Linked DNA regions of Homo sapiens: all the other regions are linked to region 1. The links are chromatin loops, found by intact Hi-C in ENCODE. Cell type or tissue: Caco-2. All regions are shown on one strand.

What was found. Peaks named below come from ENCODE experiments on the same cell type or tissue, not always from the same donor. Only the 100,000 strongest peaks of a DNase experiment are listed, where the experiment ranks them.
Region 2: it touches region 1 in a loop (4-fold over the local background); 10 of 110 quality-filtered maps call a loop at or near these places.
Region 3: a loop joins it to region 1, with 5 times the contacts of the local background. A loop is called at or near these places in 2 of 110 quality-filtered maps.

The regions. Positions count from the first base shown.
Region 1 is chr2:85,188,899-85,191,398 of GRCh38, forward strand. The region is part of intron 3 of TCF7L1 (transcription factor 7 like 1); the gene reads left to right. Among named protein-coding and RNA genes, the nearest start is that of TCF7L1-IT1, 3.7 kb to the left of the region's middle. RefSeq lists an enhancer at 893-1,394. In Caco-2, no CTCF peak of the experiment used is centred here; DNase peaks (open chromatin) are centred at 230 and 1,223.
Region 2 is chr2:85,255,228-85,257,727 of GRCh38, forward strand. All of the region lies in intron 3 of TCF7L1 (transcription factor 7 like 1), which reads left to right. Among named protein-coding and RNA genes, the nearest start is that of TCF7L1-IT1, 70 kb to the left of the region's middle. RefSeq lists enhancers at 268-990, 991-1,714. In Caco-2, no CTCF peak of the experiment used is centred here; DNase peaks (open chromatin) are centred at 314, 944, 1,234 and 2,208; H3K4me3 peaks cover 928 bases.
Region 3 is chr2:85,263,175-85,265,674 of GRCh38, forward strand. All of the region lies in intron 3 of TCF7L1 (transcription factor 7 like 1), which reads left to right. Among named protein-coding and RNA genes, the nearest start is that of TGOLN2, 64 kb to the right of the region's middle. RefSeq lists an enhancer at 1-291. In Caco-2, no CTCF peak of the experiment used is centred here; a DNase peak (open chromatin) is centred at 1,556.

The DNA of each region.
Region 1 (2,500 bases):
TTTTTATTATGACAAGCTAATTTAATTTTAATTGCTCCTTATAGTATTGCATTATGAGGAGGAACTATCTTTAATTATCTTTTTGGGGGGGTGTTTCTAAAGTAATGTGATCTCAGAAGCAGAGCATCGTCCCTTCCAAAGTAGCCACCTGACTGTGAACTTAAAATATTTGTGTGCAACAGTGTAAATAGACTTCTCTGCTCCTCCAACTGGTGGAGGCTGCCCTTCCCCCCGAAGCAATTAAAAGAATTCCAGATGGGTGATTCTCCCCTTCCTGGTCCTATTTAAAAATACAAGTGTCGCTTCGGGGATTTTTTTTTTCCTGGAATATACCAAGTGAGTGACACAAGAATTGGGACTCTCCATTCCTGATTTAAATATTGGCCGTGTCCTTTCGAGATCATTTTTCTTGGTGACATGTTAGACAATCTCAGGTCAGTCTGTGTCCTTAAAGATCACTGTGGGTGTCAGGAATGCTGCTTACAGATGTACATGATGGGCACATGGAGGCGCCCTTCAGGGCCTTTGGCTCAGATCCCCATCCTGCTCTTAAAGAAAAGGGCATTCTGTTATTTATTTGTTGGATTTTAATTTCTGCCTCTAGCCCTCTAAGGCTTCTCCATGTAGTGCCATCCTCTGCTGCTGTTACCACCATCAGGGGTGGGGGTAGGGGTGCTGTACAGTTGGCGGCCAGAGGATGCCATTGAAAAGTGGAGAAGTCTTCACACTGCTCTTTGTGGAAGGACGGCCTCCCTTCCCGTGGGCAAACCCCGGGGCTGGAGCCCTCCCAGCTGCCCAGTGGCTTTTGTGTGTGTGCAGCTTTCAGCTCCTGTCCATCAGGCTGAAAGGGCCCATTCAGGGGCATTCATGCGCCTCCGAGACCCCGGCCGCCTGGACACAATCAGCTGAGAGGGGCGCTGCGAGCCTTGCACATGAGAATGCGCCCACTCGGCCTGCCTCCAATTGTTTGGAGAAGCCCAGGGCCCGGGAGTGAGCCCAGAGGAATGACACTGGACAGCCACTTGGGGTTCATTCATTCTGTGCACTTGGAGCCTCTGGAAGGGAGGGGTGGGAATACCTTGCAGTGAGCTGGGAATGAGCAAGTTCAGGGCTGCTAGGGCTTATCTTTGGTCCTGACCTTCAGCTTTTATCTTTGTGTACACCTCTTGGAGCCCCTGCTTAAGGGTAGAGACCTTGTCTTCTTTATCTTTATAGTCCCACATACCTGAGGCACTCAGTAAGTCCTTGTTGAAGGAGTGAACTACATTGCTGCTCCTTTCATATAGCCCCAGGCACACTGATGTACTTTACTGTCCTTTGAAGAGGCCACAGAATATTTTGCCTCTTGGGGTGTGATCACCTTACTGAAAAGACTGGGCTCACCTCTTAGGTCAAGGAGAGTAGACTTTGAGATCTTGGAGGGACGAAGGACATTTTCAAGGTGGGAAGTTGCCGTAGAACAGAGTGCTGATGGCCAGGGATCTGCATTTGGAATTTGAGAGGCTGAGTAAGGAGCACCATAGGCCTCTGCAGAGGCCAGTCTTGGGTGGCTGGTTTGCAGGAAAGGGCAGGACCTGGTGCTGACTTGGAACCAGTTGGTGGTAGATGTGGAGATGGGAGAATGGACTTCATGGACACTTACCATATGGCAGCCAACACCCTGGGAACCTCTGGCACCTGATGACTGACCTAGGAACATGGGGGAATGAAAAGCACAGGCCAAGATGCTAAGGAGCCTTTGTGTTTCTTAGTTTTACAAAATTGTGTTTAAGGATCACAGCAGCAGCAGTCACAGTAGTAGCCAAAGAGATAGTAGAATCTTCTATTTATTGGGAACTTACTGGACTAAGAGCTTTGTACATAATACTTCACTGACTTAAGCTGTTCTGTTGTTATATACACCCACGTATGAGTGGTAAGTGCTGCAGGCATTTTAAGGTAGGAAAGGTTATTATTCCCATTTATGGACGCAATACCTGAGGCTCAGAAATATTAAGTGGCTTCCCAAGGTGAGTGGCAGAGCTTCAGTGGAAACGGGGGCTTAGGCTCTTAGCAACTGAGGCGAGGGCTGCTGCCAGCATTAATGACTCTGGTGCAGTGAACTGAGTTATCTTTATAATTTCTCCTTCAATTTTAAGTGTTAAGAAAGAAGGAAGAAAAGGAAAAATACCTCTACTAGTCTTTAAGAGCCTTATAACTTATTTGGAGAAACGCAGCACACAATATAGAAACACTTGCCAAGCTGCCAGTGCCGAGTGGTGGTATCAGTGCTGAGGACAGATAGGGAAAAGCTTTCCTACTTGTCACATACCCTGGGGAGGTGATCACAAACCCACTGCATGGCCTTCCTCCCAAGGAAGGAGTTAGGTTGCCCCATGGCTAAGGGAGGGATGTAGAACCACTTAACATGACATTGGTTTCAAACCCTCTGGTCCCGCCAGCTTCTTCTGTTAGGCACAGGTGCTATGTGACATCTCACAGACCCTGATCTGGTGCCAGC
Region 2 (2,500 bases), 66 kb after region 1:
GGGCCTCTGGTTCAGGACCAGGGTGCATGAGCATCACCTGGAGGAGATTTTTAATACAAATGCAGGGGCTGAGCTGCTGGCCTAGGACATAGAAGGACCATTCCCATACCTCACAGTCCAGCTGTCTCCCCATTCCCTCCCCCCTACATGCTGTTGTGTTTCCAAGTTCATGCCTGTGTGCACACCTGCACACAAGGGAATAGGAAAATGGCTTTGATGTATGGAATCATGTCTACAAGCTGCTTCAGTCAGGGGCCCTTCTTGCTGAGAGACCAGGCAGCTTTCCCAGGGAGCCCCAGGGCAGGGGCCTGAGGCACCTGCTTCCTGTTCTGTCCCCTGAGAGCTCCGCTTTGCCGGGAGAAAGGAGAAGCCTAAACAGGGTGGGCTGGGTCTGCGAGGCCTGCCTAAGGCTGCCCTCTGCCTTCCCAGCCCTTCAGTCCCTGATCCTTTCGGGCCCCTCCTAGGCCAGAATGTCCCAGATTAGATGGGGTGGGGAGGATGTCTTCTGGTTGCTGTAGGCCTGCATTAGGGGAGTATCCTCTCTGGTCCCACGTGGGGCAGGTGCCCAGAGCCAGGAATGAGCCGCCTGTGGTGATTCCTGTGTGTCTGGAGTCCAGGAGTCCCTTGCACTGTTGGCCAGTGGTCACTGTGCGGTGATTGACTGGGCTCAGTGTCTGTAGCTTTTGTCTGAGCCCCTTGCACCCCTCCCCGGGGATGATTGTCTGAGTTGGTGGATGTTAATCTGCAGCCCCTGAGAAGCTGCCTGGCAAATGGGAGGTTAATGTGCAAACAGCGGGGAGCATTGTCCATGTGTGAGGCTGGACAGCAAGTGGGAGGGAAATAGTTAAAAATCCTATTCATGGCTCAGGAGGGGAGGAGGGGTGGGCGCAGGAGCAGGCCCGGCCTTGTGCTAATCTTGCTGGAATGTAACTAGTTCGGGCAGTTTCTGGCTTCGATGTGCTTTGGGGCCGGTTGGCGTCCCCCCCGCCCCAACCCAGTACATCGATGGTGCGTCCGCGCGCCGAAGGCTGCTCTTTGTGTTCTCTGCAGCCACAGCTTAGAAGCGTCCGAGTCAGACCGCTTTCAGTTGTAAGGATGGGGAGGGAGGAAGCTCAGCGAGGCAGTTGTGTTATCCAAATCCACAGGCTCTTTCTCTGTTGGAGGATTTGGGTGGGGGAAGGGAATGGGCAGAAGAGAATGTTCAAGGAGAAAGACCCTAAACCTGTTGGGTCAGGCTGCTCAGCTGCCTAGAGGCCTGGGAATGCCTAGGGGGAAGCCCCTGCTTCCGGACACACAATCAATTACATATAACAGTGGGGCCTTGTGTGTGTAGGCGGGACACTGGGAGGGGTCGGCTCACAGCTCATGTTTTAATGCTTTACAAGGAGAGTGTGTTCATGCATTGCTTCTGCAACTTATAATCAATTTAAAACATTCTACATCTTGATCTAGGCTGGTGGTTACATTGATATTTACATATTGGGCCAGGTTTGGTGGCTCATGCCTGTAATTTGGGAGGCCGAGGTGGGTGGATCACCTGAGGTGTCAGGAGTTCGAGACCAGCCTGGCCAACATGGCGAAACCATCTCTAATAAAAATACAAAAATTAGCCGGGTGTGGTGGCGGGCATCTGTAATCCCAGCCACTCGGGAAGCTGAGGCAGGAGAATCACTTGAACCTGGGAAGCAGAGTTTGCACTGAGCTGAGATCGCACCATTGCACTCCAGCCTGGGTGACAGAGTGAGACTCTGTCTTAAAAAAAAAAAATTACATATTAAAAATTCACTAGAGCCTGGGCAACGTAGTGAGACCCCCATCTCTACAAAAGTTTTAAGAATTAGCTGGCTGTAGTGGCACATGCCTGTGGTCTCAGCTACTCGAGAGGCTGAATCAGGAAGATTGCTTGAGCCCAGGAGTTCGAGGCTACAGTGAGCTCTGATTGAGCCATTGCACCCCAGCCTGGGCAACAGAACAAAATCCTGTCTTAAAGATTCATTGAGCCGCACACGAGATTTGTGTACTTGCTTATGTATACATATTACACCTTAGTTTTAAATATTTTAAATTAATTTAAAAAAAGAAAAATCCCTCCTTCCTGACCTACCAAGGCCTTGGCTGTCCAGCACAGCTGCAGGGAGGAAGAACAGGTTCCCCGGCTTAGCTCCAGGGCATCCTCGGACTGCCCACTGGAGTGGGCGCTGAGCTCCCACACCGCTGTTTGGAAACAGAATGAAGTTGCACAGCAGCCAGATTCTGGGGCTTCCCCACCCAAGTTTGCCACTTTGCTCATGGGATTTGAAGAAAGCATCAAAGGCAGCAGCTTTAGAAAATAGCTCCAAGGGCCCCCCTTGGAGTGAGGTCACCTTCTCAGCTCACAGAGGGCTGTGGTGCCAGCTGCTGGCCACACATGCCCACGGGGCTGCTCTGGCCCTGCCTGACCCTGACTGGCTTCCCCTTGCATCCCCTGGGGAGCCCACGCCCACTGCACAGCATACCCACC
Region 3 (2,500 bases), 74 kb after region 1:
AGAATGGAATGATTGGCTGGCTAGAAAATGGATGGAGGGTGTTGTTGGGAATAGGCAGTTGGAGATGGGAAGGGTAGGCCAGGGCTTTAATGCCCACTGAGCAGGCATCGGGAACCGCTGGAGCTTTTGTTGGGGGTAGGGTGGAGGGGGGGAAGTAATGCAATCACAGGAAGGGTGGGCTGGCCTGGGGAGGGGCTGCCGGCAGGAGGGCAGCTCAGAGTCTTTACAGAGGTCCAGGGCAGTGAGCAGCAGAGATGAAGGGGAACAATTGGAGAGACAGTCCAAGTTAGAATGACAAGACTTGGTCCCCTGTCAGTTGTAGAGAGTGAGGGAAAGAGAAGAGGCCAGAATGATCCCCAAGGTTTGTACAATACTCAGGGTGACCGCATGTCCTGGTTTACATCATCCATCATAATTGTTAAAGGTGTTCCCTTTCACTTTCAAAGGAGCCTTGGTTGATAGGATGTAGGAAACAGGATCAGGGCTGGATTTTGATGAGTCTGTGTGGGATTGAGCTGCCTGTAGCACGGTGTCAAGGAAGCACTTGGAGATGAGGAGGAAGGCTGGAGCCAGCTGCAGAGATGAGCGTGATCACCGCGTGGGTGCCAACCTGCAGGGGGAGGAGGAGACTACCCAGAGAACACCAGCTTTCGAGGCATAGGCCAAGGTTCTGAGGAGCGGCTGGAGGAGTAAGTGGAAAACCAGCCGAAAGGGTGCCCCAGAAGCTGAGGGGCCTCTTAGGAAAAAGACCTGGAAGATGACATTGGGTTTGGTAGTTAGGAGGTCAGCAGTGGCCTTAGCGAAAACAGGGCCAGTGACGTGGAAGGCAGGTGGCAGTGGGCCGAATGATTGGAGGGAGTGGAGGCATTGACAGTGGGGGTTTGACGGTTTTGTAAAGAGCTTGTAAGGGAGAGACGGCCTCAGCACAGGGCCCATCCAACTGTGGGTCTCCAGCCAATTGCACTGATTTTTCCTGCCCATTCTTCCTTCTTTGAAGGGAAAAATGGAAATTGAAGAGGAAGAAATCAATGACCCATTTGAACCATGACTTGGAGTTTAATTCAGCGTGTATCTGAGTGACTACGTGAGTACTCCTGACCTCCAGGAATGGATAGAATGGAATATGGAAAATCAAGGTGGATCAAATGAGAATTTGGCCAGTGGACTTACAAAAAAGTATTCAAATGGGCCACACCTACCCAGTCTGGTGCTGTGCATGCATCACAAATCCTCGGACATGAGATGGAGTTGTCACCTGGTCAGTGATTGGGTTTCAGAGTCTGGATAGGAACTGGGGGCTCAGGAAGGAAGTGGCAAAGATGTGGAATTTTCAGGTCATCATCAGGCCTGAACAAGACCTGATCACCACCCAGTCTCGGTCCTCAAACAGCTGCTTGTGAAAGTTAAGTTCTGTAACCAACTTCATGCACAGGCTATGCCTAGAATTGGTGTTCTACTAGGTCAGTCAGGAAGTGACAGGGGATTTGAGAAATGTTTTTAGAGCCTTTGTGCTCTGAAATGTACCCTCCTCCCTAACCCAACTAGCCTAGCCTGGATGCTTGAAATTCCATAAAGACCAAGCCCTGGATTTGATTGGAGAGTTGGGGGAATGTGTTGCAGCCCCTCTCCCAACCCAGAAAGAAGGCATGTAATGTGCTAACGCCGTTAGGAGTGTTTATGGCATATGGGTTATGATATTGAATTTGTCCAATAAACCATCAGGAAACTTGTGTGGGCATTTCCTGTCTCACTTTGTGATGGCTAATTTATGAGGGCTGCTGTCAGGTTATAGATTCTCCATTTTTACCAGAAACTTCCACCTTGAGCCTTATAATGGATCCACCGGAATGAAGATATGTATTCTAGGCAAGGATTTAGGTAGGGGAGAACCATGAACCTGGCACACAGTAGCACTAAACAGTGTTTAATGGGTAAGTGGGTGGATGCTTGCTCTGGGCTGTGAAAGAAGAGTGTAAAAGAGACAGGACCATAGATCCAGGAAGGTCATCTTTGAAAGAGAAGCCCAAACAATGGGTAGAAACTACAGAAAGTTATGGAGGGGTAGGTGTGAGCATTTGGGGACCACTCTGATCGCACATTAATATTACCTGGGAGCTTAAAAAAAAAAAAAGTAGATGCTTAAGCCCCACCCTGGAAGAGTTAAATCATAATGGGGAACGCAGACAGGAATCAGTGTTTTTAAAGCTCCTCCCAGCAGCCCTGGTGCCAGTGAGATCTGAGAACTAGCAGACTGGGTTGTCTCCTCTGGTTGAATTGGCGCCCAGACCTTCCCCCAGAGGGGAATCCCTCTGGAAGGGAAAGAGTGGAGGAGAGTGTCCAGGGCGGGGCTGTAGAGTGGACCCTTCCTCAGCCAAGGAAGGACTCGTGCAGCTGGCAGTCACAGCACTTACTGGCCCCAGCGTATGTTGCCCAGGAACCATTGAAGGCTTCCAAACGGCTGAGGTCACATTTTTCCAGGCCCTAATGGGAACGGTTGGGA